Regions from separate parts of the Homo sapiens genome. Here region 1 is linked to region 2. The links are chromatin contacts, found by Hi-C or POLR2A ChIA-PET in ENCODE. All regions are on one chromosome and are shown on one strand. Each heading gives the region's core, a stretch centred on a gene start or an enhancer-like site at or near the end of the contact. The rest is flanking DNA. Distances are from core to core; before and after follow the strand shown. Region 1 overlaps RALGAPA2 (Ral GTPase activating protein catalytic subunit alpha 2). Region 2 overlaps RALGAPA2 (Ral GTPase activating protein catalytic subunit alpha 2).

The links. A loop is a pair of places that touch in the nucleus more often than their neighbours do. ChIA-PET counts read pairs that join two places held with the same protein, here RNA polymerase II (POLR2A). Pooled maps may share reads with other maps.
Region 1: a loop to region 2 is called in a pooled map, with 10 times the contacts of the local background. The contact joins two enhancer-like sites. A Hi-C loop is called at or near these places in 1 of 168 maps with a recorded cell type or tissue (ovary) and 12 of 50 pooled maps. POLR2A ChIA-PET finds 5 or more read pairs at or near these places in 3 of 52 experiments (Panc1, activated CD4-positive, alpha-beta T cell and activated CD4-positive, alpha-beta memory T cell).

The regions. Positions count from the first base shown.
Region 1 is chr20:20,407,388-20,413,775 of GRCh38, reverse strand. RALGAPA2 (Ral GTPase activating protein catalytic subunit alpha 2) reads left to right here. Exons shown (of 40, transcript NM_020343.4): 38 at 1,628-1,749. Among named protein-coding and RNA genes, the nearest start is that of INSM1, 42 kb to the right of the region's middle. RefSeq lists an enhancer at 2,565-3,199. Within about 2 kb of position 2,900, at least 2 of the 41 ENCODE cell types and tissues checked have a DNase peak (open chromatin) inside an H3K27ac peak, as active enhancers do.
Region 2 is chr20:20,489,461-20,495,880 of GRCh38, reverse strand. It overlaps RALGAPA2 (Ral GTPase activating protein catalytic subunit alpha 2), which reads left to right. Exons shown (of 40, transcript NM_020343.4): 36 at 606-764. Among named protein-coding and RNA genes, the nearest start is that of INSM1, 120 kb to the right of the region's middle. RefSeq lists an enhancer at 2,325-3,572. Within about 2 kb of position 3,225, at least 4 of the 41 ENCODE cell types and tissues checked have a DNase peak (open chromatin) inside an H3K27ac peak, as active enhancers do.

The DNA.
Region 1 (6,388 bases), core at 1,651-4,150, 82 kb after region 2:
TCATAAATCATTAGAGGGGCCACTTTGGAAATCTTCAAACACATTTTCCTTGCTTGAGGTTGTATAGAACAAACTTACGGAGAAATTCTGGCAGCACGCTGTCCAGTAGTGCTTTCCACGGTGACAGGCACATCCTGTATCTGTGCGATCCAGTATAGAACCCCTAGCCACGTGCGGCTATTGAGTGCTTAAAATATAGCAAGGTGGGGGGAGGGGCAAAGCAACTGAATTTTAGCTCTTTACTTTAATTAATTCAGATTTAAAATGAGATATCCACGTGTGGCTTGTGGCTACTGTATGGGATAGCACAGCCCTAGAATGCCTCTGGTCTCCTCACGGTATGAAAATTATCCTCTGAATATAACTGAAGGAGTAGGGAGAGGAAGAGCCTGCATTTAGAGATCGGTGTGCACACTTTGCCATAAGAAAGCAGAAAAGTATTTGACCATTTAAAAACACGTGCTGTCTTGAAGGCTGATTGAAAGGACATAATTGTCACCAACTTGTATTTTTAAAGAGGCCATTTTGAAAAGATAGTTTGAAAATGTAGTGAGAAATGCTAGAGTTACTTTTCCTCTTCTGGAGCTGCCAATAATAAACTGATGGTGATCCGCATTCCCTGTGTTCCCGGAGAATTAGCATGATTTTCAAAACGACTGAAACATGTCTTTTAACTTTTGCATTGATAATGAGGAAGGGGAAAATGAGACGTCATGCGGACTTCCCCAAGTGTTAATTCATAACGTCGTATGTGCAGTGCCTCCATCCATTGTGGGATTGTTCTGACGTTATCCTGTTATTGGAAGTGCATGATTCACCTTCTAAGGAAACAGAAGCCACACACAAAAGGGGAAGATTTGCTTTCTGCCCTGTGAAAGCCTGCCACACGCAGGGGTCCTATTAAGACAGCTGGAAAGTTGCTTCAGTGTGTTACGCTTGTAAGTTTTATTGGTGACTGGTTTTTGATTACACATTTGAATGCTGTGTGTTCCAGACTGCAGTTTTAATTAAAAGGCAGTAGTCTTTTTTTTTTAAATTGCACTGTGCACTCTTGGTAGATTCTCTCACATAGTAGTTCTTATTTTCCAATGTTCACAGCTTGTCTTGGTTAGAGGCTCTGATGCCCCCTCAGAATCTATCTTCCTAGCCTTCTCTCTTCCCAGTAACTTGCATCTTCTTATTTTTAAGAAGCGTCTGCACTGTCGTATCACCAAGTTGCTTGAAGTATCAACTCATATGTCAGTAGGCTAAGAATGTTTTATCCACTGAAATAGGATGTAAAAGATCTACCACTGTCAGTGGAAAGAGATGCTATTGCAATCAGTATCTCCTGTTTTTGTTTAAATCGACCCTAATGATCTTATGATGTTATTCTGTAACTGTTGCTTTACATGTTTTTTAGTGTTATTAGTATTTAATGCAATTAAAGTCTAAGAGAAACTTAGGTCTCAAAACCAGAATTTGGGTATGAATTATGACTAATACTTAATTTTCTGCAAGATGGTAAAGAACCTGCAGGATACTTTTTTACACAGAAAAAATTGCACAACGGTATTAAAAGTGAATTCTGTCACTGCTCTGCATGCCACTTTGCACGTGCACTTGTTTCCTTAACCGATTACCGCAGCTATGAAGAGCGAGCTCTGTATCTCGAAGCAATAATTCAGAACCACCGCGAAGTAATGACATTCGAGGATTTCGCAGCCCAAGTCTTTTCTCCCTCTCCCAGCTACTCCCTCAGCGGAACGGGTGAGTGTCTACATTATTCTTCTCTCACGCGCTTAAGACGCATTCGAGCAGCAGATGTACACCTGTTTTTCACAGATAAATGCTTTGCAAATTTAAGAAGAGCATTCTCCCTCTGAATCAACTAATGAATATCAAAAGGAATGATGACATTCATTTTAATTTGTTTTGTATTCGAGCTGTTCACTCAGTTCCTTTCTTCAGCTATCCTGTTAACCTTCAAATCTAGCAAGGTTAATGAACTTTTTCTCAGTAATGTGCTCCGGTTCATTCAGGAGTGTGGGTTTCTTGCTGAGCTGGGAATATGCTGTTTAAAAGCGATGCCCGAATCAGTGCTTACTTATCAAAAAAGAGTTCCTCACAGTGGAAGCCGTTGCTACTAATGCTAAATGGGGATTATGCTGCCGAGATTCGAAGGTCAGGGATTAATGCAGGAGACATGGAAGGACAGTGTCCCGGGGTCCATCATTACAGCAGTGCAGTGTGCGTGTCTCTCTGGAGTGGTTTGTGTCATGTGGACAAGCCGCCGACCGGAGCAGCACCTGGTGTGGAACCCGTTTAGAAACTAGCTTACAATAATTTTCATTTATTAGGGCCAGTGGAAAATTGTGAAAGTTTCCATAGATTTCCTTGTTTTTAGGTTTTTATTCTTTTTATATTTCCAGTTTGGGGGGAAAAATACATGTATTGCCACTTAAACAGATTATGTGATTACTGTGTGTTTCTTTCAAATAATAGAATTATTACTTGTAAATTTCTGCATATAATTACAGATTAATTGCCTTTCAGAGAATAAATGGGATATTTAGCCAATGCATGTTGAGATTCTCAGTGAGGAGCTTCCTTCTTCTTCCACTGCTTTAAATGAAACTGTTAGAGTGCTTAATAGATTTCTAACCTGTGTCAATTGTCTCTGAACACTGCCTTACTTCTCCTATTCTGACTTGTTAACAAATATCTTATACACAAAGTGAAAAAAAATTAAATCCAGTGAAATAAATCACTTACAAATAAAATCAGCCATGCATCATTGTTTAACATCGCTGGCCTCAATCCTTGCCTCTCAGAGCTTTGTTGGGAGATAAGAGGGAGAGGCACGCACTTGCGCAGGGAGCCAGGAGCAGCAGGCAGAAGGCTTGGGAGATAAGCAGGCTGGCAGAGGTGCAGGAGCAGCGTGATTTGCATAATCACGCCTCTGCTTCCTGGTGAGGCGTCAAGGAACACTGGGATGGCCTCTATTGATCTTTGTTGAACTGGAATACTAAGCAACATGAGAAAAGCTTATAACTTAAAGCTTTGATTAATGTTTCTTACATTAAAAAAGTGGAACAGCTGTGAATTGAATTCTTTTATACACTCTGCCAACATTCTATCTAAGACAAAAACAAATTCGTTTCAAGGGAAATGAAGATTTCATACTCGGTCTGGCTAGAGATTTTAAATCGTTTCTAATTTTTCAGTGAAAGAACATGAGGGATCTGTAGCAAAGCTAATTTTAAAAAGATCTCATTCAGCTTTTTCCCACCCTCATGAGATTATTCCCCTCTTCGTGAGGACTTGATTTTTCAGTGCAGGTTGTTTTTTGTTTTTTGTTTGTTTGTTTAACTCTTGAGAAAGCTTTTTACTTCTTAAAATTAAACACGTAAATAATAACTAGATGTTTTCATTCCTTAACTGTTACATTCTTAAGATTATTAAGATATTATCAAAATGAATAATGATGGACTTTGTTTTCTATGTATATTTTAGCCTCTGTATAAACTAATTTGATCTTTTCCAAACATCCATAATTATTTAAACCAATAGAAATGAGTGAGATTCTAGGAGCAATTTGAGTTTTTAAGAACTCTACTTGGAGAGGATTGTCAATAGGCTTCTTCAAGAACGTCATATTTTTGAAAATTGCTTAGCAGAATGAAGATTCTGACAGCATGTGAGGGTGGGCATTGGAACTCTTCTAAAAGGAACGTGAAACCAAACATGGAATATCAAGACAAATGCTACTCCCTCCGCTTTTCAAATTATTAACATCAGTATTACATTTCATAGTGTTCATGGTTTAAGGAATTCAGTGTTGAGTGGGAAACATTTTTATACGTCTATCATGCCTATCCTTAAGTGTGATTTTTAAGTCTAGGCATAATGTTCTGTTTTAATTCTTTGCATATCTTCTCATAACGCTGAGTAGGAATGAACTAGATATAATCTTGATTTGAACTGAAATGTGGGGCAGTACAATGAGGACAGAGCATTTCAGCACCATAGACAAGCACGTTTTCGGAAGCATCTTCTAGCTTACATACTGGCTTCGCTTTTGAGGAATCCCTGTCCACTATCTGTTACTACTTCTACAGATGAAAACATTTGTCATTTGTTTACACTGTTATGTTCTTGGGACAAGGGCGATCAAACCCAGATGAGCCAGCCAGCTTAAACTAAGAAATTGAGGTGAAGTCTGTTCTTCCAAGCAACAAGCCAACTGGAAAAATTGACCCTGAGCGGCTTAAGCTCCCACAGTGCACTTAGGACCCAATCAGACCATCTCTGGCCCTCAGTGTCATCAAAGCAGGGCCTTGGGCTTGGGCTCACATGCGTATGCACAATCTGAGGAATTAGGGGCTCCTAGGTTTTCTTTGTATCCTCACCACCAGGACTTTATTATTAATGAAGAGGGAGCATCACCTGAACACTGCATTCATTCTGCACTGTATTGGTAGCAGCAAGCCAGAAAGCAGCATGCAGCCCCCACTTCTAGAGGGAAAGCCCCAAAATCAGCCTTTAAGTCTGAAGTAAAAGTGGGAGATGCACTCGGTGGGAATGGCCTGTGCCTGAAGCTTCCACTGTTGGAAAATGCCCTCTGCTTCTGACTCTCCCCATCCAGGTGCTGTTACCCATCCGCCCAACAAGCCCTGCGGGGGTGGGTTGGCCAGGTGAACAGGCTTGCGTTCAGGATGCGCCGTCAACCACACATGGTGGTGTAGCTGCTAATATATGAGCGCTCGGCATTTTTCAAAGAGCTTTCAAAACAAAATCTATTTTCCTAATGAGAAAATATTTTTAAAGACCATCGTATCTACCTTGTATCTATTCCATCCATTACTTGTATTGATAACACCTGACATGTAAAGATATTTCAACTACTTTTTTACCTAGCACTATAGTTTACCTTCCTTTTTTGACCAGCATTAAATAATCTAAAATGTAGCCAGTATTAAAATATTGGTTGCAATTAACATATATATGTTTTATGTATAAATACATTTATATACACATATACATTTCTCTCTCACACACACACACATATTGGGGTGGGGGACTAAATTTGTGCTTTCAATCATATCACCAAGAAAGAGGGACCGGCAGAGAGGCCTTGAAAGGGTTAACTGGAATGGGCACCCTCGACTGCTGGGAGGGACTGATGTAATCACTGCAGCTCACAGCCAAGTGCATCTGTTCACCATGAGGTCATTCTTCTGCATGCTAATGATTTGGAAAATCAAGTCTAGTGTTTGACATTATCAGAAAAGATATAAATAGTGTAAATCTTTGCTTTTTAGAAGTTGCTCTTATAAAAGAGAAAAAAAGGAACTTTACATTGGACCTGAGATTTTTTTCAGAACTGCCTTAAAGATTGTGTCTGGATCTAAAAATTTTGGAGGAATCCACTTGTGTCTGTTGATCAATCAATCCCCAGATCACTATTACGGTCACAGCTAGCAATCTGGTAGCCAAGGGCTACAGGTATGTCTCATTTAATATCTAATTTTAAGAATTTCCAAGTGCCTTTGTCAGAAGTTGATAGATTTTTCTCAAAGAATGTTCAAAACCAAGTTAAATGAGTGGTTCTTCTCGGAATACCCAAACTGACTTGTGTTTGCTGAAGATGCCAATACTACGTATGGTTCCTTTCTGCTTCAATATTGCTATAGAGAGCCAGCAGAGGGAGCACAGGTCTTTGTTTATTTGTTAGCCCTGCATAAACACAGCATTTGATTTCTCCAAGATATGGTCAGAAATACTTCCTCCTTTATGATAGGCTGGATTGTCAAGGCTCCAGGATTTAGAACAAGTGGGAGAAAATTCCTCACTATGCTTCATCAGAGTCTGCCACTTTTAATGTAGGTCGTATTTGGAGCTTAAACCAGATTAGTCTGAGTCGGTCTTAGGATGCCACTGCCATTCCTGCTACTGCACAAAACTGCAAACTTTCATCTTTCACACAATTGCTTGGATGCCCTCGTGGAAAGGGTTATTATTGCCACTTACCTAATGAAAAAGACTTCTGTAGCTTTTCTTCTACAACACAGTCGTTATGTTAAGTTTGCAGAACCTTTGCCAGAAGACTCTGCCTGGTGTCACTGAGTCATTTTGGTGGCCAATAAAATCTTCTCCTAAAACTGCAGATGGAGGCACTTATGTTACACATTCGCCCCAAAGCAAATCTGAGATGTAGACACTACACAAACTCCTCTTAGAACTCACCAGCCTTTGCCCAGAGGGATATGGCTACACCCAGCTTTTGCTTGCTAAGGCCTCCGCGCCATATGCAGCTCGTCATTCCGCATGCAGTCCTGACAGGCAGTCTTCCTTGGCCGTTTCACTGGGCAGTTAATAATCAAGTTAATTCCCAGAAACAGCACAA
Region 2 (6,420 bases), core at 1,976-4,475:
CTATACAGTAAGCACTCCTTAAATGCTAGGTAGGAGTGTTCTTATCAGACTTAAGCAGTAGTTATTCATTTCCTAAGCAAAGGTAATTTTATACGTCCTTTTCTTAAAGGTTTGTCACAAATCTAGTTTCTTATACATTTGGTAACAATTGTGTTGTAGTGGCTTATGTTCTCTTATGTTCATATTCTTATTTTCATAATAACCATTGAATTGAGAATCTTATAAAGCACAACTGCAATGTGGAATAAAAGACACGTGTTGTTAATTGTTTAGAAACATATTCAGCAATATAAAGCACAGGACTCTGACGCAGGAGTAAAATTCCATTAGAAAATAAATTCTTACAAAGGCCTCAGCCCCATCCAGCTGTAATGTGCCTGCGAAGCTAGCATGCCTTATCTTGGTACCAACACATTAAGAAGACAGGCTGTGTTTTTATGCACTTGTGCTTTTTAAAATCCTCACAGAAGAACATCAATGTTGTAGCCTTTTTTGGTAGTGAAATTTTTTTGGCCTTTGAGTTTTATAATTCAATTTGTAAGCCATGACCCCTCATAAACTGCTGTTATCACCCTGATTAATAAACAGTCAATTTGCTGTTGCAGCTTCGTCACTTGGGGAATGACGAGGTCCATATCGTCTGGTCTGAACACTCCAGAGACTACCGCAGGGGTATTATCCCAACTGCCTTTGGAGATGTTTCAATCATTATTTACCCAATGAAGAATCACATGTTCTTCATCGCGATAACGAAGAAACCTGAGGTACGTTTTCATTGCATTGTTGTACTGACTCATAAAGCATTTGCCATGTGATTCATTGTCATTGAAAATCAGTGATACAAATATGTTAAAGGGGACTCTCATCCAGTTGTTGAATGTCTTACATATATCTGAATTATGCATGCTTTATAGGAATTAAATATGAATTGGGATTTTCAAAGAATTTTTCATCATGAGCACAAAATTGTATTATTGTATTACTAGGCCTCTTTGGAAATTATAATGTCAAATTTATTATTTTGTAAATGTTTTAAGTTTTCTAAATTTTGTACTTTTGAAAAATTGTATCTTGAAATTTTGGTTATGTTGATTAATAATAAGAGTTGAAGGAACCCCATATCACATCTAGCATTTTGTGGAGAACCGTGGGTATGGAATCCAGCCTTGCCTGGTGTCGGGCACTTGCCAAGCCTCTGACTGTGCTAATGGGGTCAATCCTGCAGAATTGCAGGCATGTCCACGAAGAGGCCGGGACTCTGGAGCACGGCCCACGTGATGAGTTTCAACAATTGGAGCACCTTGCTGCAGAATCAATTCAGCCATGTCAATTGGTATTGATCATGGGAAGAGCTGGAACAATCCAATGATCTGTGTGCTGTGTACTAAATTGGCTGCAGTTTCGATCCTTGTCATACCTTTAGTGGTATTTTAGCCATGCTTTATGTAGCGACTTGTTTTTGTTTTAGAATTACTAATAGAAGGGCGTTTTTAAAGTTCTTAAATTAAACATTAGCATATTAAGCCATCCCTCAAGAGGAATGACATTGTGTTTTTCAGCTTGATAGTATGTATAATCTTCATTTTCATTTCAAGTTGTTCTCCTGAAGGAGCTGAAAGTTACCCTTCTGAAAACTCTCTTTTAAAGCTTTGAAATAATAGGCAACAGATTTATTGTTCATATTGGGATTTATGACCTAATCTAAAGGGTTAAAGTTGTGAGGATTAAATGAGCTAATAAATAGAAAGTGCTTCAAACAGTGCCTGGTCCAGAGTAAAAGCTACTTAAGTGTTAGCTATTATTATTATTATTGTTGCTGTTGTTTTTTGTTATTACTACTATGGAGAGAGAATACTTAATGAATTCCAAGTTTAACATGCTTATTATTCTCAGAATAGATGCATTGTGGGTCAACTCCTGAATTCATAAAAGTCCCATTCTGGCTGTTGCAAAGCCTGACATAAAGGGAACCCTCTTTTCTATTGAGGGAACGCAGATGCCAAAAGTCACTTCATATTAAATATTTGCATCATTTTTTATTCTGATCTCCATGTGCGTGAAGTTTTCAGTTTTGTGTATGAAAATGGCTCTTAGTGCTAACATTTGTATTTGTCCATGAAGAGCACTACTTTAAAGAATTAAACTGAAAATTTTAATATAAGAGAACCAGTGAATTTAGTGTCTTATAGCTTTCAAAAAGAGGAAATGTGTTTCTTTAATATTTAGTATGGATTAATTGGCTTTATTAGCTCATTTTCAACATGGGCTTCTAAAATGTCATTTAATGTCCTAAAAATGTCACCTTTATTTTTAAGTAAAAAACATGCAAGCCATTTTAATTCACTTTATAGAATCAAAAGTGATTTTTTTGATTTTTTAAAAAGATAGTACACTTATAATGCATGAATATAATTATTAACATACCTTGTAAACTTTCTTATAAAATGTTTGCACATTTAATGAATTTGGCTATAAATTCTGACAAGATGAATTGAGCAAATCGCTTTCTTAATATTTTAATTCAAAAAGCCTAAAGGGAAGAAGAGAATAATGGCCAACTGGAAATTTAGTATTATCCTTACATTTAAAGTACAAACCATTACAATGTAATAAAATTAATCCAGACATTTCCAGGGCAAGTGTGGCTGACCTTTTGTTCACCAACCACTGACCCCAGGGTGAATGCAAGAGGCTTGCGGAGGGAAAGTCTGTTTGTTTGGCTTCAGTCCCTGGTATTTAAATTGCATTCCCTAATCAAATGAAAAGGCTGTCCTCTCTATCAGGTTACAGAATCCATGGCAACATTTGGCCTTTTATATCCATAATGTTAGCCTTTTTGTTTGCATCTAAGTAGAGACACCTGGAGCAATGTTAACATTAACCGATTTAGCATTAATAGCTTCATTATATAAGAATTTCTGATCAGATAGCTGTTACTTTTGTTATATTGCTTCAGCTTGTATTGTTGTCATTTTTTATCTCCCTGCTTGGCAACCAGGCAATGATTTGCAAATTTTTTTTGTCTTGATTAATTAAGCAATATAATTATCAGTAACCGTGATGCAGTCTTTGCTCAACAAAGCTTCTGAGAGAAAACAATGGTAAGTCTGTTAGTATGAATGCATTCCACGCGTCCCAGATGCATGAGGATATTACGGACAATGAGGGGAAAGGCCGCCTGTGAGCGAGGACAAAGGGTGCCACGCAGACTCGACACACTGCACATACCGCCAGGGACATGCTGCGGGCTCCCTGGGACACAGACGCCTCGTTAGATTACAGCTAGTCAGCAGAGATTAATTCTCAGCCATTTGGTACAATAATTTACCCATTCCCCAGCCTTTTAACTAGTGCTCCTTACTGTGGAAGGGAAGGCTTTGTACTCAAAAGGTTTATTTAACCTTGCCTACTTTTAGGGATCTCCACCAAAATCCGTATTTTTTTCTTAGAAATTGTAATGACGCAGCTGCTTGAAGTTAAGGAATATTCCTTTTGAAGGACAGGATATGCATGTTTCCAAAATTGTAGGTAGAGTCAAAGGCATTCTTTTAGCACCTGTGTATTTCATCTGAGTATAGTATGACTCTGTGGTCTAAGTACATTTATTTTACTGTTCTCTGGGCAGCCATACTCCTCTAAGAATAATTTTAATCCTTTTTTGGGAGAAAAAAAAACCTCATCAGTACACAAAAGTCTTGCTCATTGGGTAGAGTCATGCATATTCAAATTGTACTTTCATTCACTCGGCCTCATTAATAGCGTATGTAATAATGTAGGGCTATTTGTAATACAAGCTTACAGGCAGCATTGCTTCCAAGTCCTTTGAAATTTAACATATTTCGCTTTTTCATTCCATACACCTCCCTTAAATATACAAATTATGTGCCTGGCAGAATCCGCCTCCTCTTAATAATACACAGCATTTGTGAAATGGTATGTTGAAGAAGTGTGGGTGTGCTTGTGTGAACGCATAAAACCCTCTCATCTGAGTGGGCCTGTTCACTTCTTGAGCTTTGTATTGAACTTCTTTTTTTCATTTAAAAAAAAAAAATCAGTGTGCTTAGCAGCATCATTCCATTGTTAAATTACTTTCAAAATAAGTCCATCTCCATAAACATTGACACAATCATTCTTTGGTCACAGAAAAGAAATGTGTTATTGTTAGACTTATGTTTTTTCCAGCTTTTATTATTAAGTCAGCAGTCAAGGAAAGACTTGCATATAGAGCAGAATGTGAGTGATTCAAGGGGTTTGTTAAAATGCCAGAGTTGTTCTTCAGAAAAGTGATTCATAGAACTTCCACACTGCAGTGAGTACCCGTGCTGCTTTCCCTCTCTTTCAGTATCTGGAAAGTAATATTGGTGTTCAAAGTGTTTGCCTTCAGAAATTTGCGAAGGTAAGTTTTAGTGGTTTGGGCATGTTTATTTCCAGGCATAGTAGTGACTGGCTGGTGACCAGTTGACCAGAGGGTAGGTGTTCAGAAGCAGCCTTGAGCAGGAGCAGTTGAGACAAGAGGAAGTTTTGGTGAAGTGTCCTCCTCTTCACCTCAACCAGAGTGTCCCTTTTGTAAATGGAAAATATGCTAATGTCCTCTGAACTCTACTTACTCAGCCCTGGTACATACGAGCATGGAGAAAAAAATGATAGTGATTCAGTGATTTGTGAAAAGCGTAGGAGGGGAAGTAGTAAGACAGGAGATGGGACACCAGAGTTCCAGTTCTAAGCCTACCACAAGATGGTAGGTGTCTTGGGCAGATCTTTCCGTTTCTTTGAATCTTAGCTTCCTCAGCTGTGAAATGCTGGTTGAGAACCAAGGCTTCTCTGTAGTCCTTACAGGGATTCTAAATGCCTTTTTTTTTTTGGATCCTCTTGTTCCTAGCTGCCCGTACCTTTCCTTAAGTTGTCCTGACTATCCCCAGAGCGTCATGGAAGTAGTCGCTGGCTCTCTTGAAGGTTCAGCAGCTATTGTGAGTGAGTGAGTGTGAGTGTGTGTGTGTGTGTGTGTGTGTGTGTGTGTGTTCATGTGTGTTCATGCATCCCTCTTCAGGGTGACATCTAGCCCAGGACCTGTACCTGGAGCAGGTGCCCAGAAATGCTGGGAAAAGGCTGTTGTGCCAGAAGTTACAAGAGCATTTGCACATGGGAGGCTGAGAGGAGCCTAGGATTGGCACTGAGTTTGAAAGGAAGTCTTTTAAGCTTACTAGTGTGGCCTCACGGTATAGGGAGAGTGTTTGACTTTGCAACATGGTTATGTAAATTTCTTTCTTTTCATTTTATATGTGCAGTTTTCTTAAATATTTATCCCAATCACAGCCAACTAACCTGTTTAAGATTAAATCATGCCCTTTAAAATGCTCTGGGAACTTCTCAGGGAAAATAAATTGTTAACCTTTGAATATACAAAGAATTATTTATTTAGAAAAGATCATTGAAAATACCAAACAACCAGAATGTACTAAAATAGGTTATTAAATGGATTACTATGTTATGTTCTGTTTGGATAATTTATTATTATTGTTATTAGCATTATTTTTAGTAAAGGAATGACATTGAGAACTATGTGAAAAGGCATCTGTCATTTGCAGATGTTAAATTAAAATCAAATTTCTTCTCTAATTCATTGCCACTTCTAATTAGAGGAATTCCCTAGATACAGGGGATTTGTATTATTCCTTTTGTCCGGTTTTTGAAAGACTGAGTCACCCACGAGCAGTTGCTGAAGAATACTAAAGAACGTTTATTTATACAATAAGCCTTGATACAGATGGAAGAAAATCTATAGCCTACTATTATTAGCTCTTAGCTGCTGTTTTATCTTTCACAACAATTTGGCTTTTGAGAATTTCTTCTCAACTGATTTTCCTCAGAAGTTGACGTTGTTTCCCCTTTTTTAAGTTGGTCTTTGCATATACATCTTCTTCTTATTTGCTTTATCTTCTCTCCTTTGGCCAGCCAGAGCCAGCCTGTGTAAATGCATACCAAATGGCAAATGGTAATGTAAGAAAGCAAGGCAGCTCTCATTCTCTGCCTCTGAGCTACTCAGTAGGAAGGGCCTTTTGGCTCAAGAGACAGCACACTCCCCAGACCCCTTGGCATGCGACTGCCTAGGTTCCTGCACACAGGTGCACACAATGTCAGCCACTCAGCCCAGCAAGGAGGATGGGTGTCCAGAGCACACAGAACTTTTCTGTGAAAAGGAAAGAGCGCTCATTGCCCCAAATCAGATAATTTATCTTTACAGTAGTATTTTCTATGCTATACTTGAAATGTATTAGTTTGTTGTTGTTGGGTTTTTTGCTCTTTTTTTTTTTTTCATGAATACTTTCATTACAACTCCACCTCACTGATTACTGGACTGCTTTTAGTATAAGCCATAAGAGGAAGTACACTTATTTTTTTATATAGAATATTTTTTAAATA